Linked DNA regions of Mus musculus: regions 2 and 3 are each linked to region 1. Evidence: chromatin contacts called from ENCODE Hi-C data. All regions are on one chromosome and are shown on one strand. The core of a region is the stretch at or near the end of the contact, and the rest is flanking DNA. Distances in the headings are between cores, read along the strand shown. Region 1 holds the start of 2200002J24Rik (RIKEN cDNA 2200002J24 gene). Region 2 overlaps Ano1 (anoctamin 1, calcium activated chloride channel). Region 3 holds the start of Vmn2r40 (vomeronasal 2, receptor 40).

Region 1 (3,265 bases), core at 297-2,796:
ATTCGAACTAACCAACCAGCTCGCTTCTCGCTTCTGTAACCGCGCTTTTTGCTCCCCAGCCCCAGCCCTATAAAAAGGGTAAAAACTCCACACTCGGCGCGCCAGTCCTCCGATAGACTGCGTCGCCCGGGTACCCGTGTTCCCAATAAAGCCTCTTGCTGTTTGCATCCGAATCGTGGTCTCGCTGGTCCTTGAGAGGGTCTCCTCAGATTGATTGACTACCCACGTCGGGGGTCTTTCACATGTTCTGGGTTGATACACTACAGTTAACAAGAACAGTTAGATAGTATAGAACTGCAGAAGCCAAAAAGCAAGGTTAGTATGTTTAGAGACCTCCCTGGTAAGATGGGCTTTGACAGATGGTGTTGCCTGTGGTACTTCCATCATGGAGTCAGTTGGGCTAAGGTCTGGGGCCCTGTTACAGAAGTTTGGCATAACAATTCGTCTTAGATATGAATCTTGTGTACCCCGTATGGCTTGCAAACGTCATTGACAACTACAATTGCATTCCTCCTGGCAACTGGCATCATATTGTTTCTGATAAGGGTATAAAAAGACAGATTGCTTGCGATAAACTTGTTTCAACTTCAGTCTTGGTGAGACCCCTCCAACCTGGCCTGGTTTTAATTCCCACTGAGATTATCAGGAGACCTAGTAAGGGCTGAGGCTTACCTCCCCCTAGACTTGTTTACTCTTTGACTGCTGGGGAAGGGCTCTCAAGAGTCTTCCAAGTTTTGGTTCTCTCAGGCCATGTGAGCTTCTATTTGCCTCCCAAAACTCAAGAGCCCTGGTTCCTTCCAGGAGTGAATCCTTTAGTTGGGAAAAACTACTACTGTTCAGTGCCTCACAACTGGCAGAATTAACACCAGCAGGGCCAGCATCAGCTGCTCTTCACAAGGCCACAGACAGAAAGCAGAAGTTATAATTGTAAACTAAAGCTGGAGAATGACCTTCAAAGGTCCGCCTCTAGAGACTTACTTCCGCTTGCCAGGTCCCACGTCCTTCACAAAGCACCACAAAGCCGGGGACCAAGTGCTCAAAATTCGAGCTGGGGGAGGGGAGCATTTAAAATTCAAACCATAACACATTTGGCTCACAGTTAATTTTATTAGTTCATTTGATTTTTTTTTTCCTTTCTCTCATTCATGAACATTGAACTCTGGGAGAGCCAGGGTCTTGTTGGCCTGACTCACTGTGTGACCCTGTGTCCTGGTCCAGCCTGGGCGTACATCTCCGGATGTTACCATGATGTGATCAGCCACGCTGTTCTAATAGCTCATGTTCAGCCTGGGAGTGAGACCCATACACTGGACAGTGAGTTAGTTCATGTGCTGGGTGTGACGGTAACAAAAAAGGGCCATCAGCTGTAAGCCAGGCTCCGGGCTCAAAGCAGCGAACTCAAGAGCATGGAAAAAAAAAGGTGTGGCTGGATAATGCCCCTTATAGACATTGAACCAATCAGATTTAAGCACTGGAGGCACACCCACTGGACAGTGGCCAATCATAATGAAGTGGGGGGCGCTAGCGAGACCACGCCCAGTGACTCAGATTGCCAAGGCCATCTCAGGGACTGAGGAGTGAAGAGAAGACCTACAGACCTTGAGTTGGTAATGATTAGTTATGGACAATGAGGGAGGAAAGTGTGTGTGTGTGTGTGTGTGTGTGTGTGTGTGTGTGTGTGTGTGAGAGAGAGAGCGAGAGAGAGAGACAGAGAGACAGAGACAGAGACAGAGAGAGAGAGAGAGAGAATAGGATTTAAAAGAAGGAAAAGTAATTGAGAACGATAGGGAGGGGATTCTAAGGGGCCAGCAAAACTAGTCCATAGGATCATGAAGGTGTGGTGGACTCCAGATGGTGCCCTATCCCTGGCTTAGGATAGCATCATCTGTGTTTTATGCTTCATTTGGCTTGTCAGGTCCTTTATTTTTTCTTTCGATTGTAGGGATTGAGCTCAGATGCTTGCAAAGCTGTACCTCTGAGCCACACCTCCAGCCCCTCATTGGTGGATTTTAGGCAAGGGTTCTAATGGTGTTGCTCATGCCCCCAGCCCCTTCTTGCTACTGCCAGAGTCACATTCTCAGCTACTCATGAACAAATGGCTACTCATAGCCATATGTTTTACCACTGGGAGAAATTTTCAGCCTCTTTTTAATTTTAATTTCTTTTCTTTGAGGCAGGGTCTTCTTACAAAGTGGCTCAGGCTGCCCTTCAACACATTTTGTAGTCCAGGTGGGTCTTGAACTTCCAACCCTCCTTACTCATTCCGCTGAGCATATGGGATTGACAGACTACCAGGCCACTAGGCCTGCTCTGGCCCTCTTTTCTTGGGAGCTCAGGTGCCCCCCCTTTACCCTCTGTGTACAGCTTTTATTCACCCAGAACCTCCTCCTTAGGCCAAGATCCATGGGGGTTGGGACCAAAATCAAGAACCTGGAAGCCCAGATCGCATCAGTGCAACCGGCCTATCAGAGATTGCCCAGGTCAGAGACAGTCATGCTGATTGCCTTGCCTGCCCCAGCGAAGGATTACCTCTGTCTGTCCATCACAGCCTTCTGCTTCTGCATCCTGCTGGCGATTCCAGCCCTGCTGTTCTCCCTTAAGGTGGGTACCACCCAGCTTCTGGTCTTCTCCCTCAGCAGCCTCTTCATGTCCCACAGGGGCATCTCCCTCCCTTCTCACCACCTGGCTGTGTGCCCCTTCTGCTTCCCTCGACTCCTGGGTCCTCGCCTCCACTCACTCATCCTGTGTCCCTCCTGGTTACTTCTTCCTCACCCTCCAGTCCTGATATCGGATTCTCCGGGGATGCCCCTCTCTTCACCCATTTCCTTCTGGGAACCATCTTGCTTGTTTGCCTTCACCTCCACAGACCCGGGAAGCCAACTCTGTTGGAGATTGGAGGCGAGCCCAGAGGAACTCCACGCTGGCCTTGGGCTTCGGTGTCTCCAGCATCCTTGTGGGATGCATTTTGATGGCCAGCTCTATTAGATTAATTAGTCTTTGAAACAGAGGGTATGACAACCCTCCTGAAGGCTCACCTCATTCAGGGAGTTCCAATCATTCTTGGAGCCTCTGATCTTGGACATCAGCAGCTGCCTGTGCTGAGGGAACCCTCAGTTGGGCAACAATGTTAAGAACAATAAAGTTTTTGGGCTTTCTATGCTTCTATTCACCTGCTGCAGGTGTGAGCACCCGGGCACCGGGTCTCATGGAAGGGTCCCAGGTGCCCTGGCGCCCCTTCAGAGAGTGAACGAACTTTTACTGACAA
Region 2 (3,265 bases), core at 472-2,971, about 110 Mb after region 1:
GGCCAGAAGTTGAGGTCTGACAGGTCGGTCTGAGTCACCCACGTTAGAGGGCCCACACCTGGGAGTTTCAGATTGTTCCAGGAAAGAACTTCACAGATATAAAGAGGAACACACAAGAGACACAGCTATGGGGTTCACAGTGGGCACTGGATGGGGTCTTTCAGACTCCCAGCCTTTGAAAGACCCTCTCCTTCCTCCAGGGATAAAATGACATGTACAATAAACTCTGCATGGCAGCAGTGTGTTCCAAAAGCCCCTGGTGGCCTGAGTGGACAAGGAGAAAGCCTGACACAGCCCTGTTCAAAGTGATCTTCGATTACCCAGGTTCTAGCTGCCAACCTTGGAGTCAAGGACCTCTGAGTCACCAGGCGGTGGTGGTGCACGCCTTTAATCCCAGCACTTGGGAGGCAGAGGCAGGCGGATTTCTGAATTCGAGGCCAGCCTGGTCTACAAAGTGAGTTCCAGGGCAGCCATGGCTATAGAGAGAAAAAACCTGTCTCAAAAAAACCCCCCAAAAAAGGACCTCTGAGTCTTTGCCAGCTTCAAACCATTGCTGCCCGACCCCTCTATTTCCTCATGCACCCCAGGAACTGCCACAGGAAAAAGCAGAGTGGATCTGCAAGGGGAAGCTGACCCAAGAAGGTGAACAATACCCCAAGTTACACTGGGTGATATTCTCAGTGGGTGTGTACAGGTGCACGTGTGCATGTGTGTGTGTGTAGGTCAGAGGACAAATTAAACTGTCATTCCTCAGGTAATATCCATCCTTAGGTCTTGGATTACAAGTGTGTCCACTAAGCCTGGCTTTTTACATGGGTTCTGGGGACCAAATTCAGGTCCTTGAGCTTGCAAGGCAAGCTCCTTAGCCACGGGGCTGTCTCTCCAGCCCCTCCTTTTAATTATTAAACAGTTTCTTGCTAAGTAGCTCAATCCTCCTGCTAGTCCGATTACAAGAATTACACTTGCCCATTTCACTTACAAAGCAGGGGCTTTTCCCCACATCCTCTTGTCCAGTGAGAGGGTAAGATGTCAACCAGGAAGCACACAGCAATTGGCTGAGTGGTTAAAAGTTGCAATGATTTGAGCCACTCTCTGCAGCTGCCAGAGACAGTGGATCCTTTGTTCTTCCCAGAACCCTAGCAAAACTTCTAGACTTCCTGAACACAATGTTACAGAGATGTGGGTTTCAGAGCAGGGACCCCAAGATTCTACAGACCAATCCAATCTCTTCTTCACAGGTTGAGAAACTGAGGCTCAGAGAAGGCTGAGGACATCCAGGAGAAACCCCAGAATGGCTCCACACTCTGCACCTCTGACCCAGCAAATCTTCCCATGCCGGGCACTGAGCAGAGGCAGGAAATGGTCTGACCTCAAGGTCACAGTCACGGCTCGCTCTGCCCCAGGCAGATGAGGTTGCTGGAGGAGGAGGCTGGCTTGGGACTTCTCAGAACTGTTTAGAAGCCATTTCTAGCCCACTATAGACGCAAGAGCAGAGCTAAAGGTGACCAGCCCCCCCCCCGCGTCCCCACCTTCACTCCCACCCCCACCCCACCTTCTGCAAACAGACCTGCCCAGCCCATGTCCACCTGGCATCCCCAGACAACGTGAAGCCACACTCACATCCTCGTCATTCTCCAACTCCAGGCCTGCCTCCAACAGGTTGCCCTCATATTCCTCCCGTCTGAAGCGTTTGTCATCTTCATGGTAATCCATGGGGACTTCCGGTGAGCCTGCATCCACAGGGCTCCCCTTCCCGGGAAGGGGCTGGTCCTGCCTGACGCTGCGGGTCCCCAGGACCATGTCATTTTGTAGTCCCCTCCTGGCCAGAGTCCTGCTCCCTGAGGCTCTCTTGTGATGGTATACCAAGATGTAGTCCACCTTCCGTTTGCCATCCCTGAAGTATAGTCCATACTTGCATTCGGCGTCGGGGTCCACGGACAGAGAGTTCAGCAACTGTGAGGCAAGAAAGAGAGACGTGTTCAGTGTGGAGTGGTTCTCCAGGGGTCTCCCCTGGTAACGTGCTTCAAGGTGGGTGTCATACTCATCCATGTTCCCGGTCACTCAACAAACACGCCAGGGTTCATAGTCCCACTTGTTGGAGACAGATATAATCTCTGATACAACATGTTTATTCATGCCTGCATCCACTTCCTCCTCACTGACCCATGTGTTCAGTGCAAACACACAGCAGATTACTTATTTTTCCTTTTCCTGTGTGTATGTGTACATCCCTGTACTTGCATATGTGGGCAGAAGTTGTAAGTCAACAAGAGCCTCTCTTGGTTTCATGTATCTTTTTAAGGTTTATTTTTATGTGTGGAGTGCTTGCCTGAAGGTATGTGTGTGTACCATGAGCATGCAGTGTCTGTGGAAGCCAGAAGAGGGCACTGGATCCCCTGAAACTGGGTTACAGAGGGTTGTGATTCTCCACCTGAATGCTGGGCACAGAGTTCACAGGTCCTTTACCCACCGAGCCATCTCTCAAGCTTATCTTCCTTGTTTTTTGAGACAGGGTCTTCCACTGAACCCGGATCTCTCCCATTAGGCTGGTTGGCCAGTGAGCCTAGCATCCCTCTTGTCTGTACCTCCATAGCATGGGGATTGTAAGTATGTCCATCCTCATGCCCAGCTTTTAAATGTAGGTGCTGAGGATCCAAGCTCAGGTACTCATGCCTGTGTGGCAAGCCACCCCTAGCCCTACTGTACCATAGCATATGAGACTTGAGCATCTGTGGGTTTCAGTATCTGAGGGATCTAGAACCACTACTGTGCCATACCGAGGGACAGCTACCCCTATAGATGCCCACTGTGAGCCAGACCCAGTCCCACGGACTGAAGTATGTAGAAGACGAAGTGACTGACCTCTAGGAGGAGGCCTTTGTCTCCCTTAAGGATGCCAAGTTGTGCCTGGTTACCAACAGGGCCTCCTGCTCTTTGGATGGGAAGGTCCTGTCTGACTCCTGGCAAAAATCTGCTGTAAAATCCCTGAAGCAGAAGCCCTATGAAGGAGGTGGTCCATATGCACAGGGCAGAGCCCGAGGCAGGGCAGAACTGCATTCAGCTCTCTGCAAGCATTGTCTCCCTCTGGCAGCCAGCATCCAGGCAGCATGGTGGTGCCTTCAGGGCCACGAGCCAATTGGATGATCAGAGCTCAGAAGTGTGAGGCCCTTGTTTACTTAGCCAGGATCCTCAGAAACCCAATTCCCATGTTGTACTCTGGCATGGAGGGATGAGGCCTGAGACCCAGGCATGATCCAGACTGGGA
Region 3 (3,265 bases), core at 435-2,934, about 22 Mb before region 1:
AAGAATAATATCTCCTGTTTTATCCTTGTCATTTCATATAATTTTATCAATGAACACTCTATGTACACCTACATATTTAATGATTAGAATGCAGTAAATACAGTCTTTCACTAAAACTTATACAACTATTGTGTTTTCATTCTATATCCTGTAAAATAGGTCATTTTAATATTATTTATTACCACCCACCCACACACACACACACACACACACACACAAACACACACACACACACACAAATCTTAATTAAAATTATACTAATATACAAAATAAATTTGAGAGTAGACGTTGTGCAATGCTCAAACTACTACCTATAACTTAAATTTAGGAAACATCAGTGTAGCCTAGTTGTCTAAAGGCTGTGTTTTAAAACAATGATCAGCAATCCACAAAAATTGGTGTTGTTACCAAGTTGGTAAAATATGCACTAATATTTACTAAAATTATTGAAATAAGTCCCACAAGATTTAGATATTTTAAAAGGGTCAGGGATTAACCAACTCATAAATGAATGGAGAAGACATTTTTCTTAAATAATGACAAAAAACTAATAGAAAGCTCCTGTATCACTGTCCTCAAACGTTACAACTATCCCACAATACAATTGTCACCCATGCCAGTGACAAGGGACATAAGCAGTCACCACTGTTATTGATAGCCTGCCTATTCAAAGAATGTAATCATATCATTGGATTCCATATGTTCCAAATATGGTTTACTCTAAAGAGAGAGTGCCCAATTGAACTTTGCAAAACATAAAAGTCAGTGACTGTACATAAATAGTGTGAAGTACGAAGCCACAGTGCTTTTGGATTTTATCTTTTAAAACACTTCAATGTTTTGACCCCAAATGAGCTAAATATTCCTTGCTCATATACATACAAAGATATCCATCCAGGCATTCATATGAAGTAGGAATTTCTGAGTGTAAGTATCTTCTCTTTCCAAAACTGATGAAGTTTTAGAAGTCAATAAGTGACAACATGCAATGACTTTGAGACATAAGTTTGTATGTATGTAAAGTTTTTGACAACTATATGTGCCATGAATATTACTGGAACCAGAATATGCTCTAGGAGCAGCACACTTATGGAAGGACTGTCAGCAGAATTTATGACCATTTATTTACATGTACTTTGGATAAAACATAATGCAATATTACAGGATCAATTTCAATAAGTCATCTCTGTCTACAGTGCAATATAAAGTGTCAAAAGGTGGGCTTTATGTTAAAGATCAATGTAGATAATCCTTTATTCCATAGCTTCCAACCTTTAAATTAGAAGAAACCTGGAGTAAAACCAAAACCTCAACTGGATTAATTAAATGGAGAATATAGGATTAAATCTGTAAAAGAATTAAGGTTGTTTCTCGGAGGTCAGACTTAGCACCAGGACAGAAGACTCAAGAATTTGCCTAATCTTCATCCTCAGAGCACTCAAGAAATATTGATGTTCTCATTTCATTTTAAAATACAAATTTACTTACAGAAAATTAAGAGTCTTGTTGAAATAATCTTTTTCAGTGGGTGTCTGAACTGCTGCCAGGATGAAAGCACAACTTAATCCCAAATATTCATCCATTATTTCATCCAAATTTATTCTCCAAAAGCACCTGGGACCAATGAAATTGGCCATGAGAAGTGTAATATTAAGGAGGAAGAAGACTCTCATGAAAATGAACATCTTTTTCCTGCCTTGTTGATTGTGAAGTGCCATGCATATCAGCACATCAGATTTCTACCAGTTTTTATTTCTTTGTGCAAAGGTGAGGTTTATTGCATATTCATGACTCATTTTATTTTTAGGTTTCTCCTGAGCCCTGGAAGAAACTTAAATACTTTCTTCCCTGGGGCTCTGCAACTGGTGTCCACAGCCCATATAATAAACACATGTACGTAAATACTTAGGAGTATGAATCATTCTCAGTCTCCATGATATCATTCATGTTTGTGAATCTGTGGAAGGAAGCCCCTGTGTTCAAATTTAGTCCTTGGAAAGTTTCAACAATTTGATTATGTGAACACAGTCAGAAATGATGTCAGTGGATTGTATCACATTATTCACAGTGAGACATCCAGTAATAGCAAAACTGGAGCTACTGAGGACTCACAGGACACTTTATTACACAGTCCAAGTCATGCAGAGGCAGACTCATGTTTACAGTCACTGAGATCCACAGATCATGTAGAGTGTGGACTATGTCACTAAGTGACAGAAATATCTAAACAAGACCTGTGCTTCCATTATCTTGAGAATATATAAACAGATCAAATCCCAAGTATAGGTAATCAAGCTCTATCTGAAATCATACATTTCTTCACATATCCACAGTTAATTTACATGGTAAAGATTTAGATTTAAAGGCTCAACAAGACCCAGAAAATATGCCATGCTTTGTTCTTTATTTCCAATAGTACATAAAGTCACTCCACTTTCCAAAAATTATTTAGTAATGAAAAAAAATCACGTTAATATTTGGGTTCCAAACCATTATCTCCCTTCCACGTTCTCAATTTTTTTCAACTTAATATCCTAGGCTGATGCATCTATTCTACATTACATATTTTTTACTACATTGTTTTTTGTCATTTTACATTGAGGTAGTGGCTTTTAAGGAATCTTATTTACAAATATCTATTAAATATCTTAGAAACAAATACTGACTGTGACGGGACACTGTGGTTCAATGTGTAAACTTTTCCTGTACATCTAAAAAAATCTATTAAATATTTAAAAAAAAATAGTGACTGTGATGGGACTTTGTGGTTCAATGTGTAAACCTTTCCTGTACATTCTCTACCCATGTATATTTGGTTGCAGTATAGAGTCAACAGTGGCAATCTGAGAGTTTACTGAATATTGTTCACTCATAAACCTGTTCCATTGGATTTGGACTGGAAACAAGAAGAGGTTATATAGGCAGTTCATCAGTATGGGGAATGATATGCTCCATTTTAAGTCAGAGTGACACAAACAAGTTTAGTGTTTTGCATTGTATATTTCTGCATTATATAAAAGTCACTGGTTTTCCTGTGTATGACTGCTTAATCCCTGATAAATTCAGAGTACAGAGACTTTTTATCTAGAGGAATGATAATGGAGCAGTCTTTCATAAGAATACAGAGGAAATTTGTTTTTCAAGTGTGCAAATGAAATTTTCAGTAGTTCAATTTTATTAAATCATTTTTGTTTAATAATTATGATTTCCTGTACATTACCGTACAGTATTGAGGGTTTTATTGTAGCACATTGACACAAATGTA

What was found. Hi-C counts contacts between places; a loop is a spot of excess contacts on that map.
Region 2: a map of T-helper 17 cell shows a loop between it and region 1 (63-fold over the local background). The contact joins the enhancer-like site here to the promoter of 2200002J24Rik in region 1. A Hi-C loop is called at or near these places in 1 of 37 maps with a recorded cell type or tissue (T-helper 17 cell).
Region 3: a loop to region 1 is called in a map of T-helper 17 cell, with 98 times the contacts of the local background. The contact joins the promoter of Vmn2r40 here to the promoter of 2200002J24Rik in region 1. A Hi-C loop is called at or near these places in 3 of 37 maps with a recorded cell type or tissue (T-helper 1 cell and T-helper 17 cell).

Annotation. Positions count from the first base shown.
Region 1 is chr7:30,697,380-30,700,644 of GRCm38, forward strand. 2200002J24Rik (RIKEN cDNA 2200002J24 gene) reads left to right here and starts at 1,547. Exons shown (of 4, transcript NM_026961.2): 1 at 1,547-1,607; 2 at 2,178-2,229; 3 at 2,394-2,601; 4 at 2,867-3,155. The coding sequence starts at 2,404. The coding sequence ends at 3,001.
Region 2 is chr7:144,667,723-144,670,987 of GRCm38, forward strand. It overlaps Ano1 (anoctamin 1, calcium activated chloride channel), which reads right to left. Exons shown (of 26, transcript NM_178642.6): 3 at 1,621-1,953. Among named protein-coding and RNA genes, the nearest start is that of Ano1, 69 kb to the right of the region's middle. Within about 2 kb of position 1,722, at least 1 of the 3 ENCODE cell types and tissues checked has a DNase peak (open chromatin) inside an H3K27ac peak, as active enhancers do.
Region 3 is chr7:8,929,718-8,932,982 of GRCm38, forward strand. Vmn2r40 (vomeronasal 2, receptor 40) reads right to left here and starts at 1,685. Exons shown (of 6, transcript NM_001105072.1): 1 at 1,489-1,685. The coding sequence starts at 1,685.